Regions from separate parts of the Mus musculus genome. Here regions 1 and 3 are each linked to region 2. A link is a loop called in an ENCODE intact Hi-C map of the cell type or tissue named here. Cell type or tissue: gastrocnemius. All regions are shown on one strand. Links, peaks and the distances in the headings refer to the core of each region. The heading gives the core; the rest is flanking DNA.

Region 1 (7,516 bases), core at 921-5,920, 180 kb after region 2:
TCTGCCTTGCATATCCTAAGTACAAAGAAAGGCACATTAACAGAAATACCAATTATATAATGTTTTGAAATTGCTCTCCGGCCCTTCCCTCCACTCTCACTGGCTCCCCTATGCAACCTTCCAACTCAGAGCACATTTGAAGCAAACTTGGCTCACAATGCATTTTGCAAAGAAACCACAAAATAACATGATTGTAAAAATGTTAGCTGCAAAAGTAATAAATAAGGAAATAAATAAGTGCATAACCACAGAGCCTTGTCTGGCTCCTCCACTCCCTGACCACAGTGGCCCTCTGCTGTCTCTCCTCACTAGGGGACTGAATGAGAAGCCAAGAAAACAGGAACACACCTCTTCCTGGCTCAGGGCCCTCATAGGTGGAAGTTGTATTTCTGTCCTCACAAGACAGAAAGTTCTATACCAGAACTATCTAACAACAAACAAAGTAAAGAGGGTTGGCTCCTTGCCATCGTAGATTTAGACTATCATTTTGTAAGCCTAACAGGGTCAGGCTCTGTGCCTCAGTACTTCCATGAGATACCTCACTTTCCTCCTTAAAAACTCAAAGAATCAGACCTAATTTGTTCCCACTGTGTAGATGAAGACGGTGAAGCTTACAAAACAAACAGCAATTGTACTACATTTCGCAGATGCTGTGCAATTTCAGCAATTATAGGAATGTGAAGTAGAGAGTAAAGAAGAAACATACTATGCCTAGTCCCTGTCACTTTCTCACCACTACTTTCAAGTCTAGCTTAGATGCCTCGTTTTAAGAGATTTTGAGCCGGGAGATATGGGGAACATCTTTAATCCCAGCACTCAAGGAGGCTGAGCCAGGCATATCTCTGTGAGTTTGAGGGTAGTGTGGTCTACAAAGAGAATTCCAGTACAGCCAGGGCAAATCTGAGAAACTCTGTCTTGAAAAATCAAGGGGCAGAGGATAGAGGGAAAGAGAGAGAAAGGGAGGAGGAAGAGAGAGGGAAAGAAAGTCAGGAACTAATACTCTTAAGGCCTACACTGTAAGTTTGTCAGTTCTTAGCTTATTTTCTTGGAAATCTGAATATCCCAAAACCACTCGTCATCAGAAGATCTCTGGCTGAAAAATATTCTCCCAAGTGTGTAACTAATGTTGTTCAATAAAAGACAAAACAAGAGCCTGACATCTGGGCCTGGGACTCAACAATAGTGCAAAGGCACCGATTCAAGGCTAGTGGTCAATAGTATTTTATGTGCAGGATAGAACTTGAATATTAAAGATGGAAAAGAACCAATATGTGCAGATAGCAGAATTACATATGCTTCATCAGGGGCCCCTGTATTAACAAAGGTTAAAGGATACCCTATTTAGAGCATTTTATCTATTAGCAGTGACCCTTCTCTAGAATTGTACTATGCATATGGTCTTCTGAGTCCTTCAGAATAGCTTATTTTCCAGCAGAAGAAAAATGGATAGGGAGGAAGGGAGAGAGAGCTGGGGGAGAAAAAGAAAAGAGAAAGAGAAACCACTGAGTGGATAGGTGCATAGGAAAGCAAGGATGGGACAGCAGTTACGCCACGCATGGGTTAAGAAAACAGTTACTGCTTAATGTACAAAGCGTGTTAACATCAACGCATGTCTTTGGTTTTCATAACATCTGCATAAGTAAGGGTCATTTTCCCAATGAGAAAATAAAGACTTCTGAGAGATTGCAAGCTGACGTTTTCAAAGCTTCCAGTTTTTTATGGGAAGCCAAGACCAATACCCTAGTTCCCAGTCTCTGCCTCAGAGTTCCCAATGCCCTTCACCTCCAGATGCAGAGTTCCAGAGAAGAGACACATTGGAGCTCAGTGAGCCAGACTCAGTCCGGAGAGGAGGAGGGAGGAAGGACCATGAACGGAATACAGGCAACAGGAGATGGGAAAGTACACGGATCTGCAGGAGCCACTGAAAGTCAAATGAAAGTGCGCCTTCTCTGAAACACAGTAGTCCAAACACTGAAGTTCTGCGACTTTAACATAAGCATTATCTTAATTCAGTAGGGATGAAACTCTTTCTAAAACCGATTATGCATCTGTCAATATTCCAGAACAAAGTACAAAGAATCTAATTTAGCCTTTTAGAGAGACTAGACTGTCTCTATGCTGCACAGCATTCTAAAGGAATCAAAATTTAAAGGGCCACTGGGCTCACTCAGTGTTAAAGGAGTTGCTGTGATTTCATGGCCATTGGGAATTTGTAGAAGAGTTACTGCTTTGATTTGCTCTCTGCCTCCTCTTTCCTTAAAAAGCTTTGGGTTTCGTTCATCCTTAGCAGGCCTGTATACGGCCGCCTATCTACCCACTTCTAACATGCTGTTTGGGAACTTTATGTATCTGGTGGTAGCCAAGCAACCCAACTCTGAGTGCGGGACACCAATCGATTAGCACATGGGACACAGGTCTGAGCCCACTGTGTGGATTTGCTCACATCCTTTCCTGTCTGACAGATTCACCTGTGTTTTTTTTTTGTTTGTTTGTTTGTTTGTTTTGCTTTGTTTTGGTTTGGTTTAGTTTGGTTTTGGTTTTGGTTTTTTGTTTTTTCCAGTTCATGATCCTGAAGATCTAAATCAAATAAAAACTCTCCAGAAAATCTAGGAACACCAAGAAGGTCCCTAGGAACACCAAGAAGGTCCCTAGGAACACCAAGAAGGTCCCTTGCTCGAAACACTTCAGCAGATGAGCCCATGATGGGGGGACACCAGCACTGTCTCTCTTGGTTTGACACAGTGAAATCTTAAAGACAAAAATTGCACTTTACTTGACTTTCTGTGTCTATGCCTCAACCAAGACTTTGTTAATAGTAAGGTTAAAAATGCTGTCCTCAGGAACATTTGTTCTGGAAGGAGGCAAGTGGAGGAAGGAGAAAAAGGAGAAAAAGTTAATTAGAAGCCTGTTAAGAAGGTGGGGACAGGCACTAGGGAACTTGAATGCACATTGTTCCTCAGCCCCAACCATCTTCTCACAGCCAGTGCAGGCAGGATCCATTTCTGAGACTTCCCTCAAACTTCTCCCTGGATTCTGCCACAAAAAGCAGAGCTAAGACTCAGGCTCCAGCAGGGGACTCAGATGAGAACTCGCCACCCCCAAAGATGCCCCCCTGGAAAAGATACTAAAATTCAGGGAACCTGGTGCCTGAGGCCTGTGGGAGAAGAGAGCAGCCCAGCTGGCAGCAGACAATGTTCTCCTGTGGCTGCGGGCTCTGCCCCTTCCGGCTCCCGGCTGCCTGGCTCCATTGCGTGTCCCTGGATGAACCCTTGACAGGCCCTCCCGCTGCTAAACAGGTATTCAAATGAATGCATGTTTTATTTTTAAAAAGACTTTGTTTAAAAATATGGTCTCAGAAAGTTCTCTGTTCATCTGGCTCATCAATGCCAGGATAAGAAATTTTGCAGCCAGTTTGAAATCAACAACATCAAAGCAATTGAACATTAGTTGGACTCCCGATAGATGCCCAATGAATATCCCTGCTTTGGAAATTACCACACTTTTTCTTCTTTTAGATCTCTGGTTGAGTCATTGGCATGCCACACAGGACACAGATCGTCCCAATACATAGCAGCCCTGTCCCACTATGTCCCCCCTGCCGAATAGACACATAGCGTATCTAAATTTTCAAGCTTCGTATATGTGTACATGGGGTCATATATGTGAGAAGTATATGCACAAGTATGAGATGATTCCTGTGCACATATGGGCACACACACAAGGAGGTCTGAGATCAATATTGGATGTCGTCCCCCATCATATTGCACATTTACTTTCTGAGACACTGGCCCTGAAGTTCATAGTTCGGCTAAGTTAGTTGGCCAATGACCTTCATGGATCTATCTATCTATCTATCTCCACCTACCTCACATGGCTGGGTTATAGATACCCATGACCATGGCCAGCTTTAGACATATTTTCTGAGCATTTAACTCATGACTCCACTCCTGATCAGAAGGCAACTCACTAAGAGCTATCTCCCCAGACCCTAAACTTACTGTTTTGGTAATAATGGGAAACTGAACCCAGGGACTCATCCATTCTTGGCAAGCATTCTACCACAGAGCTACATTCTTAATTCTGTTTTAAGCTCTTGAACTTTTGGTTGACAGGGGTGCCAAGGTAGGGGAAACAGTTTGTATCTTGCCAGCACATTCTGGAAATAGTATCTCACTTTTCCTTTAGGAAACCATTCCATCCATTCTCAATCGATGTAGTTTAAGAGGGAATGACTTTGATCTTTTGGCCTTCAACAATGGTGTGGATCCAGGCTGGCTTATTAGCACATACAAATAGCCTCATAGCCACATAGCCAACAGATGGAGTTCAGTCCACGGAGAGTTAATTATAAGACATTTATCAAAGTTACTTTGGCAAACACACACATTTTTTTATGATGTTTACCAAACTGATACCCTAAGCCTGAGACTGCTGCAAGACCCTGGGAAAGGGGGCAAGTTTAATAAAGCAGTTAATGCAGAAGAAAACCTGCTAACAAAGAAGCATACTTCTGACCTCTTATTTGATACATGTTGCCCAGAAGGCTTTTCATGTAGCCAAGCTGGCACAGGACTTACCGTAACTGAAATCAACAGAATCCTGATGAACAAATTATCAAAATCAAATGTAATGTAAAATCTCTACTTTAGTGTTTTACAGTTTGCAAAGTGCATCCATAGACAATGACTGTTTAAAAAAAAAAACATAAAAGTTCCAAGAAGTCTCATCATCATGCTCAGTATTTCATACATGCTTTAGTGATGGCTGGTCAACTAATGTCAGATGGTCAACGGGTACCTGAGCCAATCCTGAAATCTCAGATTCTTACTCTGAGTCTAATGATACCATTTTATTTGAGGAGTTATCAATCCAGTACAAAAGACAAGCTAAGCCCATGTCTAAACTTAGCCCAGACAGGCAGTTCATACAAGGGTAGTGTGTGTCCGTGAAACTGATAGCTGCCCGCAATAGATGATTTGTGAGTCAAGGCCTGCTGAGGCTTGGCCAGCATTAGGAAAGCATATGAGGAGAGGTTGCATTTTGAAGTTCCCTTAGGAGACTGTAAAGCATTTTTGCATCTCATTTCTGGAAAGGCTTTAAAAAAAAAATTCAATGACAGAGCCTGGAGAAATAGCTCAGTGGTTAAGGGCACTGACTGCTCTTCCAGAGAACCCAAGTTCAATTCCTAGCACCCACGTGGCCACCCACAGTTATCTGTAACTCCAGTTCCTAGGGACCTATTGCCCTCTCCTGGCATCCTCAGGCAACAAGCATGCACATGATGCACAGGCATACACTTGGGCAAAACACTCCTACACATAATATAATAAATAATTATGTTAAACCTTTTGGAAAAATCCAAGGATAATCTCTTCTCCTTTTTTATCCAAATAAAGGAAACAGAATGGGTACAGAAATGGGCTTGCCATAACTACTGGTTATTAATTAATTATATGCTGTGTGCCGGAATGCTGACATTCACCATTGCTGACACTCACAGCAGCCTCATAAGCTATGTGTTATCTTCATTTCTGAGGTCTAGAAAATAAAGTTTAGATTTTCTTTCTTTTGGTTCCTTTCTATAGGCTATCCTCATGTTTCCGAACCTCTTCTTGTTCAACCAGTTAAGGAGAGACCACTTGTCTCCTCAGATGCCTCTGAGGCCCCTGCCTTTGCCCACTGTGTTCTCTTCCTCTTCTTAAACACTCTGTTCATTTAGTCTTAGAAAACTTTTTTCTGCCTGCCTCCAATGTCTGTGAGTTCCTTGATAAACCAGAGCAGATAAGAAGAAAGGAATAGGAAAATATAGAGGCCTTCAGGTTGCTTTTTTGTTTTTTGTTTCCCAAGGCAGTGGATTTACTTTCTGTGGTATCTCAATGCTTAATATATGACATCAGTTTTGACTTAGACGTGTGACCACAGTTATAAAGAAGACGAGGAAGGTGCAAAAGAACAAAAGGCCAAGCAAGCTAAGCCAAGCTAAGCTGTAGCTCAAGAGCCAGAGCCAGGGTACAGCCAGGCTGTTTTGTGATCTACAATCTACTCGGCGGAAGTCATCAGAGGGACTGACCAAGGAGGGCAGGTGGAATTATTGTGAGAAGTGCTTTCCTTTTCAGAGACCAGAGAGGCTCTATGCAGCTGAGCACTGATTGAATTATATTTCAGTGTCTAGTGTTCCTAAATGACGTGAGTTGAGACTGGCATGGTTTCTTGTTCCCATCGTCAGAGCAGGGACTGGTCAGATCAATTTCACTCTCGTGAAGCAAGCCCAGCACAATGAAGGCACATTTCTCATGCTAGGAATATTAGGATCTCAAAACACAGTAAGGCTGAGCTGCTTGCTAGCTTCACAGAGATTTCACTTCACAGGCGGTAAGCTTTTCATAGTCTACTATAAGAAACATTGTTTATTGGAGACTGCCTCCTAGTTTTATTGCTTGCAGTCAAGGCAACCAGGCCATCTCACAGCTTGTGTTCTATCATCACCATCAAAATTCTGGTTGGGTTAGCCTTGAACCTGTTCTCAGAGGCAGAAGAACAGTAAGCAGAAGACCCAAGTTCCTGTCCCAGCACTTTTCTGTACCTCCTCCTCCTCCTCCTTCTCCTTTTTCCTTTTTCTCCCTCTTTTGGGCAAAGGCTTTTTATTAAGTATTTTTTACAAATACACTGGAGAATTATGCAGTGCTGTCTATATTGAATACAATCCTGAGCCACAAGTCTGCACACACATTTGCAACTGGACCTGTGATAGCAGAACCTTTCTTTGTTTATTTTTTTATTAGATATTATCTTTATTTACATTTCAAATGTTATCCCCTTTCCTAGTTTCCTCTCCGAAAATCCCCTATCCCCCTCCCCCTTCTCCCTGCTCCCCAACCCACCCACTCCCACTTCCTGGGCCTGGCATTCCCCTGTAGTGGGGCATAGAACCTTCCCAAGACAAAGGGCCTCTCCTCCCATTGATGACCGACTAGGCCATCCTATGCTATATATACAGCTAGAGACACAAGTTCCATCATGTTTTTTTTTTTTTTTAAATTGGTGTTTTAGTCCCAGGGAGCTCTGGTGTTACTGGTTAGTTCATATTGTTGGTCCTCCTATATGGCTGCAAACACCTTCAGCTCCTTGTGTTCTTTCTCTAGCTCCTTCACAGGGGACCCTGTGCTCCATCCAATGGCTTACTGTGAGCATCCACTTCTGTGTTTGCCAGGCACTGGCAGAGCCTCTCAGGAGACAGCTATATCAGATCTGTGAAAGCAGAACTTTTCTTCTTGCCTGTAGTGTTGACTATGACCCCTGTGTTTCCTTCAAAATAAACAACCAACCTTTTCTTCAATATGACTTTTGTTGTGGAATTATCACTGCTCGGTGGACCTTTTCTCTTAGTTCTGGTTTGCCATGCCATCACCATGTCACCTGCCCCAGCAGCAGGAAGTCACAACTCCTACCAGAAGACCCAGGGAAATCCAGAGTTTTGCTTCTGAGGACCCACCACAAGCTCATTTCGACATCTTGA
Region 2 (7,516 bases), core at 801-5,800:
TCATGCTGAGGATGAAACACAGGGTAAGAGCTTGGCCTCTGACTGGTTCTGTGGGTATGGTGACCCAAGCCTGACCCCCAAACCCAAACAAGGTGGAGAAAGTGAACAGAACCCACAAAGTTGTCCTCTGACTCTCACATGTGTGCCGTGGAGACATGTGCTCCCACATATATCATATGCACAGAGAAAACAAAATAATAATAATAATAATAATAATAATAATAATAATAAATAATAACAGTTTTACAGAAAGAATAGGAGCCTGTGCTCTAGCCCCTCCATCCCAGACACCAGATGGCACTTAGGACAGCTGTTGCTGCTAGATTTTACTCCTGCATTTGGGAGACCTGATGTGTAAAGCTAATTTGGCTCCCAGTAAAGATGAAAGGACCTATTCCTATATACATGTGTCCTAGGAACAAACCGTCCATTACTCAAGTTCAATGGGTTTCTCTATCACACACAGCCAAATTAACTTACCACCATGGGTAACCAAAGACAACGTTATAACCTATTCCAAAGCCTTTGGTTGTAGCGTAGTTGGGGTCTGATTTGTATCTCTGAAGTGTGTCTCAGACACTTAACTGCATAATCTGCTGCTGAAGTTAGAAGTCTGTAGCTGGGCTCTCAGCTCAGTCTCCTCACTTGCTGGGGTCTCCGAAGCTGGGTTATTCTTACTATTCCAGTGTTCTGTATCTATAAATGGTGTCAGTCTATTGAAGCTCCAAAAACACATAGCATGGGGATCATGCACTCTGATATATGTGCCATGTGAATTGCATCATCAAAAGAATGTAAACCAGCACTCAATTATTACTGGTTGAAAATTACTGAGCAATTTTAGTTATTGGTCAAAGTTTGGGACTCTTTTTTTCTTCCTTTGCTTTTTTGGGGGTTTGCTTGTTCATTTTTGTTTTGGGTTTGTGGCTTTGTGAGTATTTTGTTTTGTTCTTTTAAAAACAAACAGGAAAGGGAATGGGAAAGGAATACTTGAGATCAAATCAATTAAAAAGAAATTCAAGGCACTGTCAGAAATGGATATTTCTAGAAAATCAAGTCAAGCCTTACTTACTCTTCAAGATGGAATGAGTGAGGTCTTAAGTCCCAGCACTTCCCTGGGACAGGCAAGGGTATCTAGAGATGACGTAGCATTCTCCATCTCTCTATTCCCATCTTCATCTGTCCTTAGTGAGCTTCAGAGAGAGGTGAGCAACTGCAGCAAGAGGGGAGGAGCCCCGATTCCCACTTGAAATGATTCCAGGAAGGAAAAAAAAATGTGTAACCACCTGACTTTGAAGCATCTTTATAGATCCCAAATGTCATCCATGTTCAAATGGATCCTTATAAGTGACAATCCATTGATTAGACAATTGGTCATGCACTGTGGCTGAGGACATGGGGGAGCACCATGGTTCTCTTGCTCTAGAGTTTGCTGAGGGGAAGCGAGCATGAAATGAAGAGTTCTGCCACTGACTGAAGTGAGTAAGAGTCTCCTGTTCCACTGCCTTGCCTCTAGTCATCAAAAGCAAGCGGCTGTGGTACATTTCCATTTCCTTTAATGAAGGCTAGAACAGCCCAAAAGCATTAGCTATAGAGTGTGATATTCACTTGCTTAATGTTTATTGAACTTGGCAGCAGCCATATAAAAGAAGTCGGGTCTAGGAGCTCTCAGGGAAATAACAATGAGCCTAAGGAAGATTCATTGTGGAAGTAGTTATCCGGCCACAGGGAACACACTGAGCACTGTGGGAAAAGTCACTGAGTGAGTTAGCATCTTTGCGTGAAGGCTTCCAAGGAAAGGTGGGGGCCGGGTGGGAAGGCATGGCAGATAGTGGCCAGATGGTGAGAAGGAGGCAGTTCCGGACACAGCCTTGAAACAGCGAAGTTATGTGGGAGAGTGAGAGCAAACTGACCCTGCCGTGCAGATAGAGTGGGCAAAGCGTGAGTAAAGACAAGGAACAAGAGGGCGAATCACAGGAAATACTGCTTGGTGGGTGGGAATCTGCGGTTGGCACCAGAAATGGCATTGGGGAATGGAATCGTCTTTGCCCATCAGGAGGCCACTCACGCTTGGTCAATTATTGGTCTGAAATTTCTCACCGAAGGCAATGCCATGCAGCCAGCCGCACTCTGTCACAAATCGGGGTCCTGCAGCCATATAGCGGAAAGTTCTTGAGTACAAAGTGAAGTTTGAGTATAAAGTGTGGTTCGTAGACCGAATGCCGCTGTGAGATGTGAGGTGATGCTTCTCATAACTGCATCAGGCAATCTGTGGGTTGGGGATGACAAGTAGGTTGGAGACACCTAATGTGGGTTGATACATGGGGTGGCAGACAAAAGATGCTTAGTAGAGACTAGAGAGATGGCTAATACCAACCTTTCTCTCACAAAATAAAACTAGAAGCTAGGGATGAGGGATCTAGGTCCTGTTTGGAAACTGACCAATAAAATTGGGATGACCATGAAACTAAATGTTTAGAACAGGTCTAGAACAGGGGACTACTATCTCAGACCTGATTTATAAGTAGCCTACTGTAGGCTGGACAGTACAGTGGGCTCTAAAACCACAAAGGTGTTGATCATATTAGGTTAGAACCTCTCCTGCAGCAGGGGTTATTAAATGTGGCTCTATTGAGCCATTTGGCCTGTCAAAAAGTGTTGGCATGCACCAATCATGTGGGACATGGTGTTGAAATGACTTTTGACCTACAAACTCTGTCTTCAGTCATAACCATGATGTTTCTATGTATTTCAAATAATGACTTCCACTGATGAATACTTGGAAAGCTTATGTGCAGACAATGGAGGTCTGCCTTTTATCAGCAAACTCTGACCCCATTATATTCTGGCTTAATGCTCTAGAGCAGACCTGTCTCCTTGGTTAGGCATTTCAAGGATCCTGGGGTCTGATCCTACCTTTGTCTCAGTTCGTTCCTGTCCCTTCTTTCCCATATCCCTTATCAACAAGTCGGGTGCTAACCTAGCAAAGGGGTGTGCTCTGTATGTAGAACAAGCCTCCTCCTTTTTGTCAAAGTGACAAAGTGACAAAGGATGCTTCAAGACTCAACTCAAAGGTATTCTTCCCCATGCTACGTCTTGATAACACCTTGCACATTTTACTTTAAATGCTAGCATGCCAATTAAGTCTACTGGACTGATTGTTCCTCAAGGCCAGAAACCATGTTTATTCATTGTTGCTTTTCTATATAGCGGACCCTTTTCTAAGTGAAGAGGCTAACTCAAGCTGCAGTGCAAACTATGACCACCAGATGGCAGTAGGTGGACATTTTGTCTCTCTCCCAGCATGAGGGAGAAGAAGGGTTTGTAACAAGTGCCTTTCATCTCTGCCCTTGCAGACAAACGTGTCTCTGAAGACAGAAAGAAACCTTTGACTGGCTAGTCGGATTCCCACACCCCCGAATAAGAATAACAGGTGGCCATTGTATTCTCCCTTTCCTGACAACTCTGTCCCTTAGGCTCAACTGTATTCCATGATGCAGGAACATAGATATTTCAGTTTGATCTTCACAAGGACAAGGTGACCGTCTTCTCAGGAACTGGGAGGAATGGTCACCAACACCCACTGATGGTCAGCGTCTGTTGAGGTCCCAGAGCTTCCTGCCCACATCCATCTGTCAGACCCGAGCAACTGACAAATGTCAGACAAATATCCAGTGCTGACATTTTTTTCTAAACGTTGTTATTGTATTTTTGCTTGACATGTAATAGGTATACATATTTTTAGGCACAATAGGCGTTAGATATAAGAATATTTTGAAAAATATAAATAAATAAAAATTAAAAATAAAAAAGAACATTTTGTGTAATAATCAGTATGGTATTTTATCATATCTAAATTACCTCAGCCATTTATAATCTTTTATTGTGAGAACACTTAAATTCTTCTCTTGTGGAAGGTGTTTGGAAATACACAGAGCAATACTCACCATAGTTATACAGTTGTGCTTATAGTGACAGACAGACCGTCTTCCTTTTACCCAGTTAGGCATAGGCCAGACTCTCCCTTCCTTCGCCTCCTCTCTGCACTGTCTGATTACCACTTTCCCAGTCTACACGTATGACATCAGCTTGTTTTGATTTCTCAAACGGGTGAGGTCATCCCTGTGGTATTTGTCTTTCTGGGCCTGTCTTGTTTCCCTTAGCTATGCCCTCCAGACTCATTCACAATACTGCAAAGTTAAGAAGTCAACAAGTCTTAATGACCAAATAATATTCTTCTGGGTATAGATAGACAGAAGTCATAAACGTTCCACTGATGGACCCTACCATTGATAACAATCCCAGGCTTTCGTGAAAATCACCAGCAATTCCCTGCGCATGTGTAATACTGTGAAGCTAGTGTCTTCCCTGAGGACTTGCCAGCTTAGTTGTTGAGCACAGTGAGACAGCCCTAAGCTTGAACTTTGAAGCAGCCTAGAACCAGAATCCCTGACTTCTTTGTGTTTGCTGGTCTCTGAAGTGCCCCAGAAACCAAGGGACTCTGAAGTGATGCCCAAGCCAACCGAACAGCTCTAGAGGCACGCAAAAGTCCTCTCAGCCCTAAAGTAAAAGGGCCAAGAGTTTCCCTTCCTCGTTCCTCTATCACAGCTAGCTTACACTCTTCTCTACCCTCTACTGCCTATTGGCATGGTAACCGGGATGCAGAAAACGGGGGAAGTGTCTATTACTCTCTCCATAATTCTTGACAGTCCAGCTCCACCAGTTGTTCCCTAAGCCTATTCTCCTGGTTATTTTTTTTGGCAGTTTGACATAGCTGGAGTCATCTGAGAAGAGGAAACCTCAGTTGAGAAAGGGCCTCCAACAGACTGATCTGGAGGCAAGTCTGGGAAGCCTTTTCTTCATTGATGGTTGCTGTGGATGGACCCAGCTCACTCTAGGGAACCTTCCTCTAGGCTTGTGGTCCTGGGTGCATAAGAAAACAGGCTCAATGAGCCAGCAGCCCTTATCTATGGCTTCTGCTTCAGTTTCTGCCTGCAGGTTCCTGTGTTGGGATCCTACCTCGAACCCTTTCAATGGACTGTGACTTGGGATACATAAAGCAAACACGCCCTCCTTCCCCACTCCAAGTCGGCCTTTAAAATTTTCAGCAGCAGAAACCAAACTAAGAAAACTATGGGCTTTAAAAAAACCACTATTAGAGAAAACATCATCTTCAAGTATGAAGCCTAATATTTGAGTAAGATTCCACAAAGCCTAACTTCTCTTAAATAAACGCAACCCTTTTAGTTCTAAGAGACTCTAGGTGTCTTCCTTGAAATTAAGTCTCTGAAAAAGTACCCTTCCCCCAAAAAATACACTGTTTCATACATCATAGAATGGGTATGATGCATATGTCAAATAGACCAGGGATCAAAATCTGGCCCAGTCATATCCTGACTCCCTTCCTGTGGTAGGGTTACATTGCCTCTGCCAATCGAAGCTTCCTTATCTATAAAAGCAGCTTAGATGATAAGATAGGCAAGTGTTGAGGAGAGTTCCAGTGTGCCACACACAAAATAAGTGCTAGCAATTATCATTAACATTCAAATCTGCAGAAGTAGAAGCGAGAAGACACAGCTCCCGAGAAGTAAATCTTGATGTTATATTTAGCCAATGCAGAGAAATGTAAAGATCCCAAATCTCTCCATAAATCATACTAGAACCCATTCTTTGGGGGAGATCCACATAGAGGCCTTTCTTCACTAAGACTTACTCAGATAGTAAGCTGTGACAAGCTAAGAACAGGTAAAGAAGATACAACATTTACAGCATGGTCTCTGCCCTCAGTTAGCTCACTGGATATGAACATCTACCCACAATACTTAGTATTCAGTGGGTGAATGTACCAGCCTGGTACACACAGATTCAGAAGCCACCCAGGAGGGAGTGAGAGTCCCTGCCCCTCAGAGGACCCTGAAAGGCTATCATGAGCTAACCTTGGTCTTCCTGGCAATGATTCTACCCAATAGCATTGTCTTTGGAGAATACATTATGAGGTCTCATACCTTTAACCTTAGCACCAGCTGTCCTTTCTGAATACTCGCCTGCTGGGAAGTGGAAAATGGTCCCAAGTCTTCCTCATGAGCTCTGGTAGCCTGGCAGCTCCTTCTTCCCCAGCTGTGACCTCATGGCATATCTGAACTGCATCTCTTTATTAAGAAAATCAATGTTCTGTAGCTGACATAAATGAACGAATTTCAGTGAACCTCTCCTACACTCAGTGCTCACCACATGTCAGTCATAAGAAGGAAAGCCAGCAAGCCACACAAAGACGTCTTTGGTGCCCTGGTCACCTAGATTCATTGAGGGGAAATTGCTACACAAAGGCGTCTAAGGCCATCTAAATTCTATTTCCTTTTCATTCCTTCCAACTTCAAATTCATTCCTTAAGAGAGTTCAGAACTAATGTATCAATACTCTTATTGGCATGAAATCCTTTTGTATATATAAACATTGAGATGAGATCTTTTTATTTTTTTATTTTCCAATGTGCCTGCTTAATCGAACTCTCACTAACACATGCTTTTGGGAGTTTGTCGTGAGAGAAAAGCTTCCATGCGACTTGATGCTCTGAGTATAGTCCTGATGCCTTCAGTTCCACAGCCACTGTACTACTTATGCTCAGCTTCAGTCTGCTGTGTTGATGCCAGTCCCCTTTACATAGTCTAGGTCATTTTAGATAGGACTCTTTAGTTACCATTGTCATTATTGCCATTAGTTTGGTGAAGTGGTACAAGGAAGCCTTGGCACACTTCTGTTTGGGTTCTTGTGTTTCTCTGAGAAGACAAACAAAGCTGTCGCCACGTGATGAGACTGAACTTGAAGAAGCATTGCCTGCTCAGAGTTGCCTTGCTGCAGATGCTTCACGCAATCAACAGGCAGCCTCTTCACTCGTGCTCCAGTGCAGGCTCTGTCTGTGGACTTGCCTTTTTGATCAACACGTAGTTGTACTTGTTGACAATTTGTGTGGTGATTTGGTTGAAATACACAGTGAGTACAGATCCAGCCAGGGAAACCACCTCTTGTGCTAAACACATACAAGTTACTAATTTGATATACATAGTTTGTTGTTGCTAATTATATTGACACCAAGGCATCAGGCCAAAGAACATGAGAACCTACTCATCCCCCAGAATACCATCCATGGATCAGTGATCTCAGCATTTGGTTTGAGTTGGGTGCCATCTGCAGATGGGCTCATCCCTTTCTTTAAAATAACCAAGTCATTAATACAAACTATTGAATCGGCAAAATAGCATCCAGACCTCCCTGGAAACCTCCATGGAATTCCCTTCCCCTTAGGAGCCATGTTGGCCTCATAATGAGAAAAGAAGAGAATGTGGTGTGAGCCTGCTCTTTTCTCCCCATTTTACACACAGTCCCAGCACAGGAGACCCTATCAAACCCAGTACTAAAGCTTTGTAGTCTGCAGACTTACAACCCTAGTGAGCAGGGCAGGAAACACAGTGACTATGGCAAATTCACATCTGCTCCTAGGCGTCAGTGACTTTCCTCA
Region 3 (7,516 bases), core at 1,572-6,571, 1.3 Mb after region 2:
CATTTGGAAATAAAGAAAACCATCTCCTAGACTCAAGACTCCCCATGGATTTATGCTATTTAGTTCATTTGTGCTGCTGCAATCGGATTGATTTTGCAGTTTTCTGAAGGTATATTCTGCTAGGTCACAGGGAAGATGACCAAGTTTGGTTGAGAAGTACTTCAAAGTATGCAAAGTATTCAAAGCCACATGATGAAGACATCAGTACCCCAGGGCAGTTGTGAGGCAAGGCTGAAACTCTGAGAGCTAGAAAGAGATGGATTATTTCATCTTAGATTCAGAAATGTTTCTAATGGGGGCAGTCTATGCATCTGAACTTATCTTTTGGATAAGACTTGTAATCATGCATTTAAGTCAGGGAAGGACATCTTAAGTCCGAGGGACCCGTGAGCTGAAGGGGAGGCTGGGGCATTTGCACAGTGTATACCTAACCTCCAGTGGAAGCCAAGATTTGTATGGATTCTAAATCTGCCCTTTGAGAGGGAGGAGGTGCCTGCACCCAACCCTCACGGAGTTGCCTCTCTTCTGGGCTTTTGAGCACTGACTCGTTTCTCGAGTGGATGACAGCTAACACTTGGCTTCTGCTGTCTCTTCAGTGTGAGAAGTGTAACCTGCACTTTCGTCACAAAAGCCAACTGCGACTTCATTTGCGCCAGAAGCACGGCGCCATCACCAACACCAAGGTGCAATACCGCGTGTCGGCCGCTGACCTGCCTCCGGAGCTCCCCAAAGCCTGCTGAATGAAGCATGGAGTGTTCCTCGCCCTTTCCTCTCCAGCCCCTTCTCAGAATCTACCCAAAGGATGCTGTAACACTTTATACAAAGGTCATCCCATGATGTAGTGCCTCTCTCATCCACTAGTGCAAATCATAGTTGGGGTGGGGGTGGGGGTGGGGTTTGCGGGACCGGGAGCCAAGGCAGCTCCCCTTCCCACACTGCCATAAAACATTAAGAAAATACTATTGCTTCTTCTCCTATGTGTAAGGCAAACCCTGTCAGCAAAAAGCAAATTCATTTTCTATATCAAAGTAGGGGAGAATGCAGAAGTTCTGACTTGACAGGTTGCAACCGAGGAATGTAAATGATGTGTGGGAACAGAGGTCTCTTTTGTATGTAAATGTGTATTGTTTTAAAAGACAAGACTTCAGTATGCTGTCAAAGAGAAGGCTTTAATTTTTTTAACCAAAGGTGAAGGAATATATGGCAGAGTTGTAAATATATAAATATATATATATATAATATAAATATATAAACCTAAAAAGATATATTGAAAATATAAAACTGTGTTAAAGGCTCGATTTTGTATCTGCAGGCAGACACGGATCTGAGAATCTTTATTGAGAAAGAGCACTTAAGAGACTATTTTAAGTATTGCGTCTGTATAAGTAAGAAAATATTTTGTCTAAAATGCCTCCGTGTATTTGTATTTTTTTGCAAGTGAAGGTTTACAAATTTACAAAGTGTGTATTAAAAACAAAAAGAACAAAAAAAAAAGCTGCAGAAGGAGAAATGTATACTTTTGTTCCAGTTTTCAGTTTGTACATACCTGTAATGTGTCCTCACGGTGCCTTTTTACACGGAAGTTTTCAATGATGGACGGGTGTGCGCCATCCCTTTTTGAAGTGTAGGCAGACACAGGGACTTGAAGTTGTCACTAACTAAACTCTCTTTGGGAATGTTTGACTCCTCCCACATTCTGCGTCATGCTTGTCGTTATAATTACTCCGGAGACAGGGTTTGGCTGTGTCTAAACTGCATTAGTGCGTTGTAAAATAGAGCTGTACAAAACATAAGAATAAAACATTGAAAAGTCGAGCTGGCTCTTTCTGAGGATCTGTCTTTGCATGGAGAGAGATCAGAGTGGTCTTTGCTTCGGTGGGAAATGTTCTAGGGGCGTGGGAGTGGGGCCCGCTGGCCAGTGAGGTATGAGAGAGGAGCTTGGCCTGAGAGCCAGACTGGGGCTTGTCCAGGTAGCTTCCTGCCTATTTTGATCCTGAACACCAGGATCAGCTACAGAGCCCAGACACTAGGCCTGGAGGTCAAGTAGGGTATCTGACCCAGCTCCAAGCCTCACTCTTAATAACTGCAGTCCTTGTTCTTTAGACACAAACGTCATAGTCTCTCCAACCTCTAACGAGTCATAGCCTCTCCCACCTCTGGGATTATTCTTTTCTAAAGTAAGAAGTCCCATCCTGGCTCTGGCTTTAGAAACATATTTTCTTTACTTGGCTACGCCTGGCAGGTCAAAGGCATCCGGCTGAAGCCACACACATCTCTCGGCATCCACGCATTCAGAGCCTCCTGGGTGACCGACAGACATTCACAGACTTGAAAGCTTTATGATTGGCCAGAGGCCAAGCAAGCCTCTACCCCAGTGTCAGAACTCAGCCACCTCCTCCTGTGTGCGTCAGGTCGCTATTTTTGCTGTGGGTCTCTGTCCCAGCCCATCCAAGAGTAGACTGGATTAACGAGACCATTTATGCATCCGTGATTCAGATGTAAGTTCACGCTGGCCTGCTTTGGCACCCGTGGATATTTTACCTCAGAAAACCCCAAGGACCAAGTATGATTGACAGGATCTGAGAACTGGGGAGACAAGTGTGGTTCTGGTAATGGGCCCAGAAGAGAAAGCCTGCGTCCCCTTCCTGTTCCTGGGTGGCAGTGGGGAGGGAACACGTGCCTACTTACTGGTCAGCTCCTGGCAGTGGTGTTGCTGCCGTCTCTGGGCACGTGTTGAGAAGCTAGGGGAGTTGCCCACCCGAAGTCCCAAGAGAGCTTCAGAAAGTCACGCCACCTTCTGCCAACCGCAAGGCCTTGCAGCTCGGGTTTCCTTTGAAAATGACTTTAAAGGACTTGCCAGCTCGAGGCCTCAACTCACCCTGCTCTTTGAAAAGGGGGAAACCGATCCCTCAGCTCCCATAGAAACCTGGCAGAAGAACTTACGGACTAGACAGCTTCAGGAATGACAATTCACGGGCCTGAGGGAAGCTGGCCTCAGGCTCCTTTTGCTCCCGAGAGTCTGTTTTTGTACCATTCCTATTTATGAGGGAGACGGAGGAGCAGACGGGGAGGGTGGCGTTCCGACAAAAGGGAGATCAAAGACTGAGCTACTGCAGTCAGCCGATGATTAATAATAAGTAAAAGGGAAACATCTCTAAACGGAGTTATTAAGAGTATAGCCCACAGCAAAGGGGAGAGAGAATTTTATTACAAAATCATGGAGTGAATGCATTTTCACACACAGACACACACAGACACAGACACACACACAGACAGACAGACACACACACACACACACACACACACACACACAAAGGTGTCTCAAACACTAGGATGTGTTTAAGACTCTCTGCATCATGGAAGTTTTTGAGGGAAAGGTTTACTAGGACCGCAGGTTGAAGTGTGTATTGAGGAAGGTGTATTAGCTTTGGCTTCCGTTCACTTTCTTTTGCTATAATAAAACACAGACCAAATGCAATTTGGGGAAGAAAGGGTTTATTGGGCTTACATTTCCTAACCACAGTCCACCACAGAAGGAAGTCGGGGCAGGAACTCAAGGCAGGAACCTGGTGCCAGGAACTGAAGCAGAGACCATGGAGGATCGCTGCTTGCTTGTGCACTGTGGCTTGCTCAGCTTCCGATCCAATCCTGGTCCATCTGCTCAGGACCCTCCCACATCAATTGTAAATCAGGAAACTGCCCCCCAGAAACTGTCAACAGGCCAGTCTGTGGCAGCATTCTCTCAGCTGAGGGTCCTACTTCCCAGATGACTCTAGCTAGAGTAGAGGTAGCACAGGTTTTGTTTGTCAGAACTCCCGTCTCAGCAAAGAAGGGTTGAAGTCTTTAAGCTCACAGTTTTGATGTCTTTAAGGTCACAACTTCAGGTGTTCCTGTCCATTGTCCTTGGCTCTGCTAACTCAACTTGTGATGAGACAGAATATCATGACAGACAGGAAGCAAAGAGAGAGAAAGAAGATGACACTGTCTCAAGGGCATGTGCTGAGTGACCTATCTCCTCCATATAGGTCTCACCTTCTAAAGTTTCCAGAACCTTCTAGAATAGTGCTACCACCTGAGGACAAGCATTTTAAAACAATTGCTTTTGGAGGGCTTGGGAGCTTGACTCTATACCTAAGCCACAGCAGCAGGCCTGTAGACCGGGTGAGTCCACACAAGCAGAGCTGTTAAGGAGCTGAAAGTGGCAGAGTGGCAAGAACTCTCTCATTAAGTGACTCTTCTGACCTGTGAGGTGACTGAAGGAGACAGTCTGCTGCCATCTAGTGTCTGGGCAAGTGTAGAGACCAGGCTCTACCTAACCCCAACCCCAGGAAGGTACAGGGGTGTGTTCTGATTTAGTAATGATGAAATGAATAGGGCCTGCCTAGGGTCACACAGCTGAGTGTCATACGCCACACCTAACCCTTTGTAGAATTTACAGTTCAGTCAATGCTTAGGACCTAGGCTTCTTATTTTAATTTCTTTGCCTCACTCACGGTAGTGATTGATAACAAATTGTCTCGCATTCTTCCAGATGCATACTCAGGAAAGCATTAAGAAGATGGACCCCGGAAAAAGAAACAGGGGAAAGCTGACCCCTGGGTGGCAGTCAGGCCACGTCAGTGGCAGATCCCCAGAGCCAGGCTCTTAAAATAAGATGATCTTCCAACACTGGGTTCTGTGGAGCCTGCTATCATCTGGAGGCTTCTGGACTTACATTTCTATGATACCCAATATCTCCTACACCTAGTTGCAATAGGGTACCTGTGCCCTGGACTTTCTCCTTACATGGGTTAGTTTGTGTGGGTTCCTATTTCTCGGAACAAGAGCGCAGTTTATGCTGACAGCCACATTTTATACATATTTATATTTCATAGTTTATGAAAATGACACACACACGCACACATATGGGTCATTTACTAATCTCTGAAGTGGCAAAGGGAAAAGTATCTATAGTCAAACTAATAGTTGAGATGATTGAAAGTTGTTAAGTATTCACACTGCTTCTTCTTTTGGCTAAATTCAAGTGTGAAATTGTTAAGGAATGACGCTTTTGCAGTGCTTCCCTAGAAGGTAGGAAATCAAAACACGTTTGTTTATAGCAACTTGATCATTTTGCATTACTGGCTACAAGGAACAACATCACCAGGGTCTACAGAGGTAGCTCAGCAGAGAAAGCTCACGACTCTTCCAGAAGACCTGAGTTCAGTTATCAGCACCCATATGCGGCAGCTCACAACAGTCAGTAACTCCAGCTCCAGGGGTTAAAAGGTAAAGAAAGAGTACTATGAAAGGACTGCAGACTTTGGAGACGATTTTACAATAGTTACCAGTTTCACTGTTAATTATGGTACTACAATAAAATGCGGCCCGGTCTATACACTGCATTTCACAGTAGACGGTTTTTCTGATGATAGCTTTGTGACTTTCATAAAGGATACACACTTTTTACTATTGCTTTCCCACACTCATAATCTTTGGAGTAAAATTCAATTTAGTGTTAAGCTAAAGCAAAACTTGTAACTGGTTATAATTAATAAAACAGGTACTGCTGTTGGAAGTTGTGTGTGTGTGTATGTGTGTGTGTGTGTGGACCTACGTGTGGGAACCCATGTTTACATAAGTGGAGGCCATATGGTTTATCTTCCTCAGTCTTTTCTCACATCATTTATTGTGGCAAGGTCTCTCATTTGAATCCAGGGCTCCCTGATTTGGTCAGTCTACCAAGCCAGCTGGTCCTTGGGGACCCCCAATATCCACCTTCCAAGTGACAGGGTTATAGGCAGCTGCCAAAGCAAACCAACATTTCTGTGGTTTCTGGAGACTGGAACTGGCTTTGCCAACCTCGAAAAGCAACTAAGCCATCTCCTTGGCTGCATGTCTAAACTTCTTAATGAATGGTGGCTGACAGTTCTTGGATTCCTCCAAGGAAAAACACAAACCTTGGTTTACCAAAAATACCGTGACCAATAGAGAAGACCAACTTCCTCTAATCCCTAAAGAGGAGAAAGAGGGATTCTATCCTGCCAGGGTCATGAGACACAATACAACCAGTGTAGTGTTAAGGGGCACTTACATTGAAAGGGGAGAGTACGTCCGTGGGCACTAGGAAAGCAGGCATCTACGTAGAGGTACGTCAAGTCAGAAAAGGCTTGGAGTCTCAGATGGAAACTTGAGATGTACCTTAGTACCCACCTTTGGCAACTGACCACCCTAGATGAATGGTTGCTTAGGACATTTAACACACAAGAGAGACCTGAAGATAGTCTATGTAGCCCAGGCCTGTCTCAAACTCACTGCATACTCAAGCTGTCCTTGAACTTGCTGTCATCTTGTCTCAGCCTCCCCATGGCTGAGATTCTAAGTGTGTGACATCATAAAGAGTGTGACATCATACAAAGTGTGTGACATCATACAAAGTGCGTGACATCATGCAAAGTGTGTGACATATAAATTGTGTGACATCATACAAAGCTGCTGTCTTTATATCCTAAGCAGGCAGGTTTGGTTAGGTAGCAAGCACATACAGAGTCAGAATCATTGACGATGGTAAATGAGACTCTTTAGGGACTATAATAATTTCACATAGTCAAGAAAACCAAACCAAGAACAGGAAGACATCACATCAAGTGTCACTGCAAGAACTTTGATCAGAGAGATCACTTAATTCCAGAGTATGAACCAGGCCCTCAGAACATTTTCAGTTAAGTTTGAAAACTATAACATGAACAATGTAGAAAAAAATACCAAAAGGCATTAAAATGATTGCCAATAAATGATGATCGTAGGAATCCTGGGGCCTTGAGAAGGACATAGGTGGAATGACACATCACTCTCTCAGGACACTCACTATGTGGTGGCCAGCTTTGCTGAGCAGTTAAGCCAGAGATCAGTATCCTGAAGGTTTCAAGAGCCCCGGGCTTCTCCATGGAATGGCCTCATCTGTTTGGAAAGAGCTATCTTGCTCAATGTCACCATCTCTGAAGTTTGTCCAGGCTGCTGTATCAAAGTAAGACAATCTGAAGGGCTTCGTGCAAGTCCTGGAGGCTGGCTTTCTGAGACCAGATGCCAGCAGGGTGGATTCTCCTGAGTTGTGTGAGAGTCTGTTCCAAGCTTCACTTATAGCCTCTGATGGCTGTCTGACCATCTTTGATTCTCTTCTGGCTTATGAAAACATCGTCTTTGTCTCTCTCTTTTTCTCATGTGTACATGTGCACGTGCACACTCTCGTGTACATGTGTAACCAACCTCTTTATACCACACTAACCAAAAAGCTTCCGCAAAGGGTTAGTGCCTGGATTATATATGAGGTTCAAGCTGCTCAGTAGTGAGAAACAATTAGAGTCAAAATCGATGCAGGAGCTGGTGAGACAGCTCAGTGAGTGAAGGCATTTGCCACACGAGCCTGGCGACCTGAGTTTCATCCCAGGAATTAATTTAAAGATGAAGGGAGAGAACCCAGTCCACAGAGCTGTGCTCTGATCGTTACAGGCACACTGTGGCCTATGTGCCTGCAAAC

Evidence for each region. Peaks named below come from ENCODE experiments on the same cell type or tissue, not always from the same donor. Only the 100,000 strongest peaks of a DNase experiment are listed, where the experiment ranks them.
Region 1: it touches region 2 in a loop (4-fold over the local background); 10 of 42 quality-filtered maps call a loop at or near these places.
Region 3: it touches region 2 in a loop (3-fold over the local background); 11 of 42 quality-filtered maps call a loop at or near these places.

The regions. Positions count from the first base shown.
Region 1 is chr16:25,076,722-25,084,237 of GRCm38, reverse strand. It overlaps the pseudogene Gm52256. Among named protein-coding and RNA genes, the nearest start is that of Gm41435, 8.8 kb to the left of the region's middle. In gastrocnemius, for the core only: a CTCF peak has its summit at 5,250 (motif pointing left); a DNase peak (open chromatin) is centred at 3,211; H3K27ac peaks cover 3,653 bases.
Region 2 is chr16:25,259,710-25,267,225 of GRCm38, reverse strand. No RefSeq gene overlaps it. Among named protein-coding and RNA genes, the nearest start is that of Tprg, 23 kb to the left of the region's middle. In gastrocnemius, for the core only: no CTCF peak of the experiment used is centred there; DNase peaks (open chromatin) are centred at 1,986 and 3,270; H3K27ac peaks cover 2,988 bases.
Region 3 is chr16:23,959,349-23,966,864 of GRCm38, reverse strand. Bcl6 (B cell leukemia/lymphoma 6) reads left to right here. Exons shown (of 10, transcript NM_009744.4): 10 at 597-1,815. The coding sequence ends at 740. Among named protein-coding and RNA genes, the nearest start is that of Gm31527, 25 kb to the left of the region's middle. In gastrocnemius, for the core only: a CTCF peak has its summit at 4,284 (motif pointing left); DNase peaks (open chromatin) are centred at 2,390 and 2,745; H3K4me3 peaks cover 677 bases; H3K27ac peaks cover 2,844 bases.